Linked DNA regions of Homo sapiens: regions 1 and 3 are each linked to region 2. The links are chromatin contacts, found by Hi-C or POLR2A ChIA-PET in ENCODE. All regions are on one chromosome and are shown on one strand. The core of a region is the stretch at or near the end of the contact, and the rest is flanking DNA. Distances in the headings are between cores, read along the strand shown. Region 1 holds the start of PIN4 (peptidylprolyl cis/trans isomerase, NIMA-interacting 4). Region 2 holds the start of NHSL2 (NHS like 2). Region 3 holds the start of ERCC6L (ERCC excision repair 6 like, spindle assembly checkpoint helicase).

Region 1 (4,609 bases), core at 768-3,267, 270 kb after region 2:
TGCAAGATGTGCTTTGTTAAACAGATGCTTGAAGGCAGCATGCTCGTTAAGAGTCATCACCACTCCCTAATCTTAAGTACCCAGGGACACAAACACTGCGGAAGGCCGCAGGGTCCTCTGCCTAGGAAAACCAGAGACCTTTGTTCACTTGTTTATCTGCTGACCTTCCCTCCACTATTGTCCTATGACCCTGCCAAATCCCCCTCTGCGAGAAACACCCAAGAATGATCAATAAAAAAAAAAAATAAAAAATAAAAAATAAAAAAAAAAAAAAAAGAAAGAAAAATCAAAAGTAAATGTTCCTCTTGGGCCTCTTGGCCATAGATAACCTGATGAACACAAGGCTACGCTGTCATCGTCAACACCCAATCCCAACTCCCCCGCCCCTCCATCTCGCAGCCGAACTTGGAGAATTAGTACAGGTGCGGGATCCACTTCAGAAGTGGCAGAGCAATGATCCCCTCACCACTAGATGTGTCCTCCGCAGTTGATCACTCCCAATCCGAAAACAAGGAGTGCCCAAAATGTGTCCAGAATTTAAAGCAGCCAAACATAAGAGGGCTCCATGTTATGTCTTGAGTAGGGAATGAGCACAGTCTCAGAAACACCTGATTCCCTGGTATGAGCATGAAGCATCTCCAGGTCCAGCAAGGCTGCATCCAAAAACTAAACTCTGAGCTGGAAGACCTCTATATTCTGGCTGGTAGTGGCAAGCTAGGACAGCTCTCTCATGGACTGGAGGAAACGCCCTGACATATCATATACAAATTATTGATGGTGGGAGGGATTGTAAGGGGAGAAAAAGTGTGTGGGCACAAATTCAAAAATCATTTATCTTAGGCAAACATTATTAATATGAGCAAGCCATCATTTTATGTGCTTTACAGATATGAACTTGTTTAATTCTCTTAACACCTGATAGGATAATAGTAGGTACTATTATCATCAACTCCATTTCACAGATGATGAAACTGAGCCAAAGAGAGGTGAAGTAACTTCCTCAAGGTCATGGAGCTAGTAGACAGATGTGGAGCAGGGATTTGAAACTGGGCAATCTGGCTCCAGAATCCATGCTTTTACTACACTATGCTGCACCATTATGGAAATTTTGGAAAATACACAGAAACAAACACGATGACCTGTATGCACTAGCACCACTGGCCACATCTTGCTCTATAGCTTTCCTCTCCTTTATATTCATATAACATACAATACATTACATATACTTCTTTTACAAGGAATCATATTCTTTATCTTGGTCTTAAAAACATTTCCCCTATCTGTACACACAGCCTTACAATCGTTATTTTGAATGTTGTATAATATCTTCTTGTGTGGCTAAAACATTATTTAAGCAGTACCCGACTGAGGAGCACTCAGACTGCTTCCAATGTTTCTCCATGACTGAGCTCTGCAAGACGCAAAAAGGTGACAGGCTTTTTTAAAAACTACCTTTTGAACCTAATTAGCTACAACTGCAGAATAAAATTAACAAACGAAAAACTGCCAGGGAGGGCAGCCCTGTGTGTAGGAGGAGACAGCGGAAGTTGGCCGCCACCACAGTACTCCTGCTTCCCTTTGTCTGGCGGCCCCGCGGGATTGGCCAGAGCTGGCGCCGAGGGACTGCAGAGCCACCCACCCCCGTGGCTCCTACTGCGCACGCGTGAAAAAAGCCAGGTTGAGGGGAACGGGGGAGCTTCGGGCGTAGAGTGTGGGGAGTGGGGGATCTGGTGCAAATTAGGGTGCGTGAAAGAAGTCACAAAAAGCGCAGAGGCCAGGCTTCCCGCCCTAATCCGGCCTTTGTCTCCGCCCCTCTGCCTTTGTTTCGGCCCAAGCGTCTTATTGGTCAGACATCTTCAGCCCCATTGGTCCAAGAGCCAAAGGACGGGGTCTGCCCCAAGCTGTGCCTGCTTCCGGAGCCGCAATAAGAACGGTCAATTGAGATGCGGCTTTCAGGCATTTGTTTAGGACATGCCCATGGCGGGGCTTCTAAAGGGGCTTGTACGGCAACTGGAGCGGTTCAGCGTTCAACAACAAGCTTCCAAGATGCCGCCCAAAGGAAAAAGTGGTTCTGGAAAAGCGGGGAAAGGTAGAGCGGCCAGAGCGATCAAGGAGAATGGGGGCGGGTGAGGAGCGAAGGGAGGGAACAGACAGTCCATCTCCGGAGTCCGGGACGGACGCAGCAGGTAGCCAGTGGCCCCACAGTGCTGCCATCGATTACATCTGTAGGAATACATTGGGCTACGGTTCAGGGACCGTCCTAGTGGGTAATGGAATCTGATGGGGATAGTTCCTCGGAGGCGATGACTTAGGGCTGCTATTTCAAGGGGTTATTAGAGCTCTAAAATTGGGTCTTATCAAAAGCCAGCAATAGGAAGTACACATTGGTTATGGTCCTTAAAGTTCACTTTAATGCTTACAGAATGACATGCCCACCATCGGGGAAGGAATCATTCATCCATTGAACAGAAATGTGTCAGGCAGAGTGCTAAGCGCTGAGGATACACAAATAAGACAGAAGGCTGGGCGCGGTGGCTCACGCCTATAATCCCAGCACTTTGGGAGGCCGAGGGAGGATGGATCACGAGGTCAGGAGTTCGAGACCAGCTTGGCCAACATGGCGAAACCCCGTCTCTACTAAAAATACAAAAATTCGCCAGGCGTGGTGGTGGTGCGCGCCCGTAATCCCAGCTACTCGGGAGGCTGAGGCAGGAGAATCGCTTGAACTCGGGAGGCAGAGGTTGCAATGAACCGAGATCGCGCCACTGCACTCCAGCCTGGGCGACAGAGCGAGCCTCTGTCTCAAAAAAAAAAAAGAGATTTTGGCCTTAAGGAGCTCCCGAAGTAGTGAGGAAGATAAAGGCTTAGTGATCATAAAGCACTGTACTAAATGTAGTGTTGAGGGATGTGTATGGGATATAATAGAAATTGAGGGAAGTCCTTCATTTAGCTGGGGAACAGGGAACGGAAGACTTCCTGGAGATGAATTAGGCAGGTCAAGATGTGCATTGAGGGTAGGTTAAAGCATTCCTTACTTGGGGTCCAGCAGCAAAAGCACTGAGGTGAGAAACAGCATGATGTGTGCAGCGTAGTGTTGCTGGAGCAAAAACTCAAGGCAGAATGGCAAGTGGTGAGAATGAAAACAGAAACAAAGACGAGATCATGGAGAGTGCTATATATTCTGCTAAGAAGGACAGTTAAGGATCAGAAAGACCTGTAAGGAGATTGTTGTGGTAGTCTTGGTGAGAGATGATGGTGGACTGACCTAAGGGAGTGGCTGTGGGAACTGAGAAAAGAGAAAAGATTCTGTAAATATTAGGATGTGAAATAGTCAAGACTTGGTGATTTATTGGGTTGGGGAGGGGTGGTGAGGGAGGATCAACGATCATTCTGTTTTCTGGATTGGATTTCTAACCTGTTGCTGGTCCTGCAGGGTAACATCAAGGATACATGAGGAGCGGGGATGAGATTGATGAATTCACTTTCAGATAGATTGGCTTTGAGGTGTCTGTGGGACATCTCAGTGGAGATGTAGTCAGGAAGTGGTTGGATATTTGAGTCTAAAGTTTGAGGGAGAGGTCTAGACTGTACATGTAAGTTTTAGGAGTCGCTAACTTATAGATGGTAGTTGAGCCCATTAGAGTGTATGCAATTATCCATGGAGAGTTTATAGAATGAAAAGAGCAGAGAGCAGAGGATGTGATCCTAGGACAGGCAGAGAAAGAGGCAGACAGATAGAGGGAGTGCAGAATGGTGGCCAGAGGCTGGAGAGACCAGAATGTTTTAAAGAGAGAGGGTATAGTCTATCAAGAACAGCAGATTTGGAAATTAGAGGTGGCCTTGGGTAAAAGTGGTTTCAGTGAAACAGAAGCCAGATTACCGTGACTAGAGAACTGACTGGGAAGTGGTAATTTGGACTTCTTGGAAAGTTTTAATTGAAAAGCATGGAAATGGGATGGTAGATAGAGAAGGACAGAGGATTAAGAGAAAGTTTTATTTTCTTTGCTTCTTTGGAATGGGGAAAACTTGGGAGTGAAGCTGAAGGATCCAGTAAAGTAAAAGAGGTAAAGGTACAGAAGAGTGAGATTTAGGAGAAAATGGAATCCAGGACCTAGGGGGAGCAGGGACACCTTATGCTTGAGGTCATAGGAAAGGAGATGGAGGGGCAGGGACTCAGTAGGCATCTTGAGGAGAGTGGTAAAGGTCTGGAATATCGTAATGGAAGAGGGAATGAAACACAAAAGAAGTGCCTTCAGGGCTAGGAGCCTGACTAAGATCAAAGGCCATGAATTTGTAGACTACATAATCTTCACAGTCTGATTTACCTAGTACTATGCAATTGGCACAATATAGGATTGAAAAGAGCTAGGTGCAGCCTTAAGCCATGGTTGAGGTTTTGTTAGGCAGTTATGATAGGAGGATAGCAACACCAGGGAATTACAAGGGCCAGTGGGAATGCAGTTCAGATGAAGGAACATGGGGTCCAGAGTGGGAAGGGAAAAAGAAGTCTGGTGGCCTAGGTGAATGTAGCAGGACGAAGGGACTGGGGTCAAGGGAGAGGTTCTGTGAAGTTAAAGAGCAAGTATTGTGGGAATGAGACATGAGGAAG
Region 2 (3,957 bases), core at 1,208-3,707:
AACCCAAGGCAGCCCCTTATTCGAGGTCTCACCTTTCCTGTTGGGAAGAGACTGGATAAGAAGCAAGGTGACAACTTATATTCCCTTGGCTTCTTCCATCATACATGCAGACCCACTCTAGTCCTGGCAAGGGAGGAGGGACTCTGCTGTGAAGTGACTCCATTGCAAATACTTGATGTTTCCTTGACGAAAGCCAGGGCCATCTCATTGATGAGGCTGGAGTGAGAGCAGACTAGGCTGGGGGAAAGGGGGTAGGGCCAAAGCTGGTTTGCTTGGAATTGGGCTTGTTATTATAGATCTCTGAAAGATTCATCAGCATCAGGAATCAGAGTAGTGAGGGAGGCTCAGCGACCAGGCCCAGTCCAGGCCTGCTGTGCTCAGGCAGTGAAGCTCTGACCACACAGTCTCCTTCAATCTGCTCGTACCTCATTTCTTCTTCTCCAGAGCAGAGATCAGTCTAAACAGCTCATAGGTCAAGGAAAAGTATCCCTGGAGAGTCCAGCCAAGTCCCTGCTTCCTCCCAGTTGCTCTCTTGGCTCAGGTTTGAGTTTGCCAAATCGAGAATTTGGGGTTTTTATTCTGCAACTGGATTTTACATTTCAGAAAGGGTACAAGTCTTTTGCCCATTTGTTGATTCTTATTTTAATCAGAACCCAACTTTTCTAATATCCATGTTCTAATTTACTAAACAAGAAACAACTATATGCTGAAAAGGGAAATCGGATTACGCTTTTACTTTATTTTTAATTGACAAACAATTATATGTATTTATGGGGCACGATGTGGTTTGATGTATATATATTAATACATTGTGGAATGATTAAATCAAACTAGTTAACATATCCATTACCTCACATATTTACCATTTTTCTGTGGTGTGAACATTTAGAATCTATTAGCAATTTTGAAATATACTAGTTGTAGAACCTTCTTGAACTGCTTCAGGGACAATTAATTATCTGAAGGAATGCATGAAAACAGGCCACGCTTAGAATCATTAATGTAGATGCAGGTATTCTGTTCAAAGTATTTTACTGGCCAGTGTGGTGGCTCATGCCTGTAATCCCAGTGCTTTGGGAGGCTGAGGCAGGAGGATTGCTTGGGGCCAAGGAGTTTAAGGCCAGCCTGGGCAACATAGGGAGATTCCGTCTCTTCAAAAAATAAAAACTAAATTAGCAGGAGTGGTGGCACGTGCCTATAGCCCTAGCTACTCAGGAGGCTGAGACCGGAGGATCCCCTGAGCCCAGAGTGAATTCAAGGCTGCAGTGAGCTGTGACCACACCACTGCACTCCAGCCAGGGTGACAGTGGTAGATCTTGTCTCTTAAAAAAAAAAGTGTTTTGCTAATGGATTATAAAGGATTATAAGGATGTGAACATTTGTAAGAGGAAAAATGAGAAGAGAATGAAGAGAAGGAAGAAACCGAAGTACACCAAAGTCAAAGAAGTGGGTTAGAGGAGAGTCAGATGGGAGCTCAGTGTGTTGAAAATAAGCGTTCTGAGTGGAAAGGTCCTAAGTGCATGAGGACATATGCTCACGTACTCTGGTTTTCTGAGGACAATAATGTGCCCCCTCTTTTCTGCCTTCTGGAATGGAGAGAAATCAGGCCGTGACCACAGGGTTGCCCGCACTGAAAGCACATCTCGGCTCCTGTAACCCTCTTCGGAGAGCATCCCAGCAGCCCAGCCTGGCCAGGGATAGAGCCTATCCCAGCTGGCGGACCCTACCAGAAGGAGGCGTCCCTGGGCTCTCTTTTTGCATAAACTATGGAGTGGCGTCCCTCTATCTGAATTAAGTCTATTGTTCCAGAAAATGGGTTTGTTTCTATTCATCCACTCCAATGGCTTTACAATGTCCAGCCACTGTGGGACTCCCTAGAGACATTGTCTTCTTGAACAGTCGAATAAGATATTTGGTTTTTTGGTCCTTATTTCCAAGCTCCTGGGTGCTAGAAGGTTGTATTCACAGCCTAGTCTAGCCCGTGCGTGGCACCGAGTACGTTTGGGAAAGGAAATCTAGATCAATAAAGTCAAACTATTCGGTCGGTCTTCGCTGATTACCCGCTGGTGTGGGCGCGGGTGTGCTTGAATTTTTTTTTTTTTTTTTGTAATTATGAAGAAAAAGTTTAAGTTAAAAAAAAAAGCAAAAAATAACTTTAACCATCAGAACTGGGAGTGGAGCTCCTCAGGAGGACCGGGGCACACATTCTACACCGTACCTTACGTCCCCCCTCACGCAGACATTCCTTCTTTCACGCTCCAGCTCGCTCTTTTTACTCCTACTTCCCTTTCTCCCTCTCCCGGATCAAGCGTTAATCTGCGAATCTCTGACCGCAAAAGAAGAAAAAAAAAAAAGGTGGGTGGGGGGATCCCGAAGTAGCAGAGCTAGGAGGAGGAGGAGGAGAAAAGAGAGGAGGAGGAGGGGGGAGGAGGAGGAGGAGCCCGGCGAAGCAGAGTCAGAGGGACTGGTGGCTCCGGCGAGTGTGCAGCCCCGGGGGAGCCGGCGCTCTAGGCGAGGAACCCGTCAGCCCGCCTACCCGCCCGTCGTCTTTGGCGCCCGCACGCTCTCCGGCCCGCGCCCAGGGGCCTGCTACACCCGGAGCTGGGGCCGCCGCTCAGGGGCGCTCGGGCCAGGGGCGCTGCTCGGGGTGAGCCCGCCGCGCCGCCAGACTGGTCCCCTGCGCCCGCGCCCGCGGCCGGGATGCCGTTCTACAGGCGCACGGTGGTACCCCAGCGCCTGTGCCCGCGCAACCCGCCGCAGCAGCTGGCGGAGCTCCGCGACGTGAGCCACCTGGCAGCGCTCAGCCTGCTCCGGCAGCTCGCCGACCTCTGTGGCCACTCGTTGGCTCTGCTCGAGGACCTCGAGGGGCACCTGCTGGCCCTGGGGCGCCGCACAGACAGCCTGTACCGGCGCACCGTGCGCCTCCGCCGCCGCCTTCCCTGCCGCCTGCTTGGCCCGGAGGAGGACGAGGAAGAGCTAGGTAAAAACGGCGCCCCGGTGGCTCGCGGCCCCGCGTCTACCCCGCCTCTAGGGGCGCCGGTCGGCGCTTAGCGCTGTGCCCACCCTCTCCCCGCCTCTCTCCGCCCCTCCCCTCCCCTCCATTCGGGGAGTGAGGGGATCCCATTTCCCCGACCCCCGCCTCCGCCCCACGGTCGCCCTACCGCTGGAACTTCCTGCTCTTGGACCCGGTCGCGCCGTCCGGAGTGGCCCCGTGCCCTTGGGACTCCCGACCCTGGGGTTGGTGGCCGCCTCCTGGGGTTTTGGCTGGGGACGCGCTGGGTCCAGGACGGCTTGGGCGATACTCCCCCTACCCGCCCACCTAGCCCCAGGCCCTCGGCGCCGTCCTCATCGCCGCGTCGGGAGCTAAATGGCCGAGCCGCTGGCTTCTTTGCTCCTGTCTAGGAGCTCGGCCACTTCAGAAAGCGCGCCGCAGCCGACCGCAACCTACGCGGCGGCAGGAGCCGGCGGTGGTGCCTACAGGCTTTAAACCTGTGCAACTTCCCGCTGGAGCGTGGACGCGGCTCCCACTCACAGGAGTGTCTGAGCGTCCTCCCGCTTGCTTCTCTCCGCACGTTTTGGGCCGCTGTGCTGGGGAGTGGCCGGGAGGGGGGAGGGGAGAATGTCCGGGGCTTTGCTGACCCCCTACCCACTACCGCTAGGGTCTGGCTGTTATTTGCTGGAGAGAATCATTTAAAGAAACTATCATCAGTTTCCTGAAGCGCATTCACTTTAGGAATCAGCCATGCCTGAGAAACCAGGTTCCAGTGGTGCCCTCACTGAGCACGCGGGACGTGTGAGAGGGTAGGGGGGCTACGCGAGCCCTTGTCCTTTACTGTTTTGGATCCCAGCACTTTACACGGGGAATCCTCTGTCTGTGGAAATGCAGTGCCCCTGAGAGTGTGGGACTTCTGCTGAAAGCAAGGGGACTGAGTAGGCTGGAAATGCTGACTACAGCTG
Region 3 (4,577 bases), core at 893-3,392, 330 kb after region 2:
TTTGCTCACTCATGTAAGTGTATCTGTAGAAGAAAATACTACAAGTCTTAGCTTCAAAAGTAAAACTATGTATCTTAACTTTTGAATTGACTCATATAGCTCATCACACACCAGCCTGAGAGAATATAAATAAATGCTTACTCACACTATTGACTTTATTAAAATCTGGCATGGTTTTCTTGAATGGCAATTTTAAATACACATTCCCTAAGACCCAGCAATCGGAATTCCAAAGTGTACACTCAGTTACGAAGTGCACAAAAATTCACACAAAGGCTGCCTATTACAACAAAAGTATAATGGCAAACAATTGGAAAAATCTAAATGAAAGGCCTGGCATGGTGGCCCACGTCTGTAATCTCAACACTTTGGGAGGCCGAGGCAGGAGGATTGCTTGAACTCAGGAGTTTGAGACCAGCCTGGGCAACATGGCGAGACCCTGTCTCTACTAAAAACACAAAAAAAATACTTTGGGAGGCCGAGGCGGGCGGATCACGAGGTCAGGAGATTGAGACCATCCCGGCTAACACGGTGAAACCCCGTCTCTACCAAAAATACAAAAAATTAGCCGGGTGTGTTAGCGGGCGCCTGTAGTCCCAGCTACTCGGGAGGCTGAGGCAGGAGAATGGCGTGAACCCGGAAGGCGGAGCTTGCTGTGAGCCCAGACCGCGCCACTGCACTCCAGCCTGGGTGACAGAGCGAGACTGTATCAAAAAAAGAAAAAAAAAAAATAGCTGGGTGTGGTGGTGTGCGCCTGTGGTCCCAGCTACTCCGGAAACAGGTGGGAGGATCGCATGAGCCCCGGGGGATGGAAGTTGCAGTGAGCTGAGTTAGAGATCGCGCCACTGCACTCCAGCCTGGGTGACAGAGCCAGACCCTGTCTCTAAAAATATATATAAAACAACAATAGTAAAATAATAAATTGGCTGGACATGGTGGCACCCACCTTAAGTCCCAGCTACTAGGGAGGCTGGGGCAGGAGGACTGCTTGAGCCCAGGAGTTCGAGGCTGCAGTGAACTATGATCAGGCCACTGAATTCCAGTCTGGGCGACACAGCAAGACCCTGTCTCAAAAAAAATTAAAGCAGTAAAATTCACAGAGACAGAATAATGGTTGCTAGGGGCTGAAGGGAGGGGGAAATGGGGAGTTTGTTTAATGGGAGTAGTTTCAGTTTTGCCACATGAGAAAAGTTCTGGAGATGACGGACGGCTGCACAACAATATGAATGTAGTCAACACTACTGAACTGTACATTTAAAAATGGTTAGGATGATAAACTTTATTTTTCATAAAACCCAGTTTCTGCACAAAAAGATAAAATTTATGTTATGTGTACTTTACCACAATTTAAGAAAAAATTTAAATTCTCATCCCAACATTACCACGCCCCCCACCCTTAGCCAACTGGTGAATGTTTACTCATTTTTCAACGCCTAGCTCAAATGTCTCCTCTTGCCACGCCATCCCTTAGCTGACCACCCTTGTAGTTGGCCATTCCCTCTTTTATGCCAACACTGTGCCCTGCACGTACATTATACCTCTTACAGCACTTATCAAACCTAGTAATTATTGCTTTACAGATCCGTTTCCACTACTAGATTACAAACAATTTGGGGGCGGGGACCTTGTTTTACTCATCTCTGTATCCCCTAGACTTAGGGCTTGATAAGCTGAAAAGAATCAAGAAGGGCTTGATTAATTAAGGCTCCTCTGGCTTTTAAGGAGACCATACTGGAGGGTCATTTGCCCAAAAGAAGAGGCATCGGGGTCTCCTCAGGTTTTAGAAATCTGGTCAAACATCCAGAGCTGACTCCCACACCCTACTGCGAGAAGAGCGCGAGCGCGCGTCTCAAAAGGCTCCGCCTCAACAGTTCGGGTCCCCAGGAGGATCCGGGGGCCACCCCACCTCCACCCTGGGCCAGGTCGGTTAGCTAGACCCGCCCAGCGGTCCAGACATACCTTAGGTAATGAGCAGCCTGCTCTGGGCTCAAGGCCTCGGCTTCCGGAAACCTTCGGGATGCCTCCATGACCCTCGGATTGGGTTCCAGTTACCCCGGCGGGAGTTTGGAGCTTGGAGCTTGGAGCTTGGAGCTTGGAGCTTAGAGTTTGGAGCTTGAATTTCGCTCACTCCCGCCCCGCGCATGCTCTGTGCGCCGTGGAGAGGGACACAGCCAACCGACGGCCTCGCGGCCGGCCAATCCGCGACCACGCGCTGCGACGCCTCCGCCTGAGCCCCGCCCATGACGGTGGGCGCCTGCGCCTACGCGCGCCGGGAAGCAGAAGGTGATCTCTGCCTTCGAGACACGGAGTGTGCTGCCTCAGTCTGTGATCCCTCGCGTTTCAATCCAATTCAAACCATGCTGCAGCCAATTCGTTCGCGCGTGCGTGTGCCATCATTGTGAGTGGAGGAGACTGCCCGATATGATCCCAGTCATTGCGGCGACCCCTGGAGATCTCCAACGCCTGCGTCCCCCAACCATACCCTGCCCCGCATCCACAGATATCTTCCCTTCCTTGATCGCCAGTACCTGGCACTGACCGTGCTTTGAATTCAAACACCCTGGGAGGCATAGTCCCTGTGATTTAAACTAACATTGAAGAAGCGACCAGACGCGGTGGTTCACGCCTGTAATCCCAGCACTTTGGGAGACCGGGGCGGGCGGATCACGTGAGGTCAGGAGTTCGAGACCAACCTGGCTAAAATGGTGACACCCCGTCTCTACTAAAAATACAAAAAATTAGCCGGGCGTGGTGGCGGGCGCCCGCAGTCCCAGCTACTCGGGTGGCTGAGGCACGAGAATCGCTTGGACCCAGGAGGTGGAGGTTGCAGTGAGCCGGGATTGCACCACTGCACTCCAGCCTGGGTGGCAAAGCGAGACTCCATCTCAAAAAAAAAAAAAAAAAAAAAAAAGGCTGGGTGCAGTGCCTCACGCCTGTTATCCTAGCCTTTTGGGAGGCTAAGGTGGGAGGATCACTTGCACTTAGGAGTTCGAGACCAGCCTGGGCAACATGGTGAGACTCCCGTCTCTTTAAAAAAAATTTTTTTCTTCTCCACAGGGCGTTATGCTGTATTTATTTTCTTAAAAAGAGAGAGAGAAAGAGAGAAGGGTCTTCAAGAATCTCAAACCCTGGAGGTGGAGGCTGCAGTGAGCCAAGATCATGCCACTGCACTCCAGCCTGGGTGACAGAGAAAGACTCCATCTCAAAAAAAAAAAAAAAATTAAAGTTCTTATTTAAGAAATAAGTAACTAGGTTCACATACTTGGTATAATAAAAGGAAGACAAAAATAATTTAAAAAAAAAGAAGTAGTGCTGTGGTCATCATTTCTTCAGAAGCACCAACTAAGATACAGTCATTTTCAAATGCAGAGCCTAAAAAGAAGGCAGAGCCTAGAGCTTAAGGAAATGTGATTGAGTTTAAGTGGCTTGCTTGGGTGACACTAAATAGGAGGTTGTGGGCCAACAAAAATTGTCCTTGTTCATATACTGTTAAGAACACAGACATGACTCCTCAAGACACTAATTTAGCATTCAGTATTGGAAAACTCACCTATTGGCCCAGTCATACATCATATGTCCAGAGAATTTTAAGCTTTTCATAAAATTTATAGACCGTTATGAGTTAAAAGGAATGTTGGAGGCCGGGTTCAGTGGCTCACTGAACCTGTAATCCCAGCACTTTGGGAGGCCGAGGCGGGCGGATCACCTGAGGTCAGGAGTTCAAGACCAGCCTGGCCAAATGGTGAAACCCCCGTCTCTACAAAAATTAGCTGGGCATGGTGGCGGGTGCCTGTAATCCCAGCTTCTCGGGAGGCTGGGGTGGAAGAATCGCTTGAACCCAGGAGGCAGACGTTGCAGTGAGCTGAGATCGTGCCATTGCACTCCAGCCTGGGCGACAGAGCAAGACTCCATCTCAAAAAAAAGAAAAGGGTTGGGGGGAGGTGGGGGATCTTGGAGAACATGGGCTATTTTCCTGGTTTGTATGACTTTAAGGCCTTTATTAAGAGGCCTTTTAGTATACTATTATCCACATTTTTCAGATGTGGAAACAGGCTCAGAGAGATAAATTGACTTCATCTAAGCTTCCTGAGCTAGGAAGCAGCAGAGCCAGAATTCAATACTAGGTCCATATGGACACAAATCTGTGCCGTTTCGCTGTGTCACACTGGAAAGAAGAGGGCAGTGGCGGGAAATGAGGTTGATGAGGCAGTTGAAGGCCAGGTTATGAAGGAACTTGTTTACTCTGCTAAAGTGTTTGAATCACATCTTTTCCTGGAGGCAAGCTTGGATTGGGCTGTGCTATGGTCTGAATGTCCTTCAAAATTCTTGTGTTGAAACTTAATCCCCACCATGGTGGCATTGAGAGGCGGGGCCTTTTAGCAAGTAATGTCATGAGGGATCCTACTTCATGAATAAATTAGTGCCTTATGAAAGGGCTGGAGGGAGCTAGTTTAGGCCCTTTTTGCTCTTCTGCTTTCCTACCATGTAAGGACACACTATTCCTTCCCCTCCAGAGGATGCAGCAACAAGGCACCATCTTGGAAGCAGAGAGCAGCCCTCACCAGATACCAATCCTG

Evidence for each region. A loop is a pair of places that touch in the nucleus more often than their neighbours do. ChIA-PET counts read pairs that join two places held with the same protein, here RNA polymerase II (POLR2A). Pooled maps may share reads with other maps.
Region 1: a loop to region 2 is called in a pooled map, with 3 times the contacts of the local background. The contact joins the promoter of PIN4 here to the promoter of NHSL2 in region 2. A Hi-C loop is called at or near these places in 1 of 50 pooled maps. POLR2A ChIA-PET finds 5 or more read pairs at or near these places in 4 of 52 experiments (A673, HEK293, SK-N-SH and 1 more).
Region 3: POLR2A ChIA-PET joins it to region 2 with 10 read pairs in WTC11. The contact joins the promoter of ERCC6L here to the promoter of NHSL2 in region 2. POLR2A ChIA-PET finds 5 or more read pairs at or near these places in 5 of 52 experiments (HEK293, WTC11 and activated T-cell).

What each region holds. Positions count from the first base shown.
Region 1 is chrX:72,179,740-72,184,348 of GRCh38, forward strand. PIN4 (peptidylprolyl cis/trans isomerase, NIMA-interacting 4) reads left to right here and starts at 2,018. Exons shown (of 4, transcript NM_006223.4): 1 at 2,018-2,089. The coding sequence starts at 2,047. RefSeq lists an enhancer at 2,058-2,277.
Region 2 is chrX:71,908,388-71,912,344 of GRCh38, forward strand. It overlaps NHSL2 (NHS like 2), which reads left to right and starts at 2,458. Exons shown (of 8, transcript NM_001013627.3): 1 at 2,458-2,980. The coding sequence starts at 2,701.
Region 3 is chrX:72,236,885-72,241,461 of GRCh38, forward strand. ERCC6L (ERCC excision repair 6 like, spindle assembly checkpoint helicase) reads right to left here and starts at 2,143. Exons shown (of 2, transcript NM_017669.4): 1 at 1,960-2,143. The coding sequence starts at 2,027. It also overlaps a transcript of PIN4 not described here. RefSeq lists an enhancer at 1,925-2,074.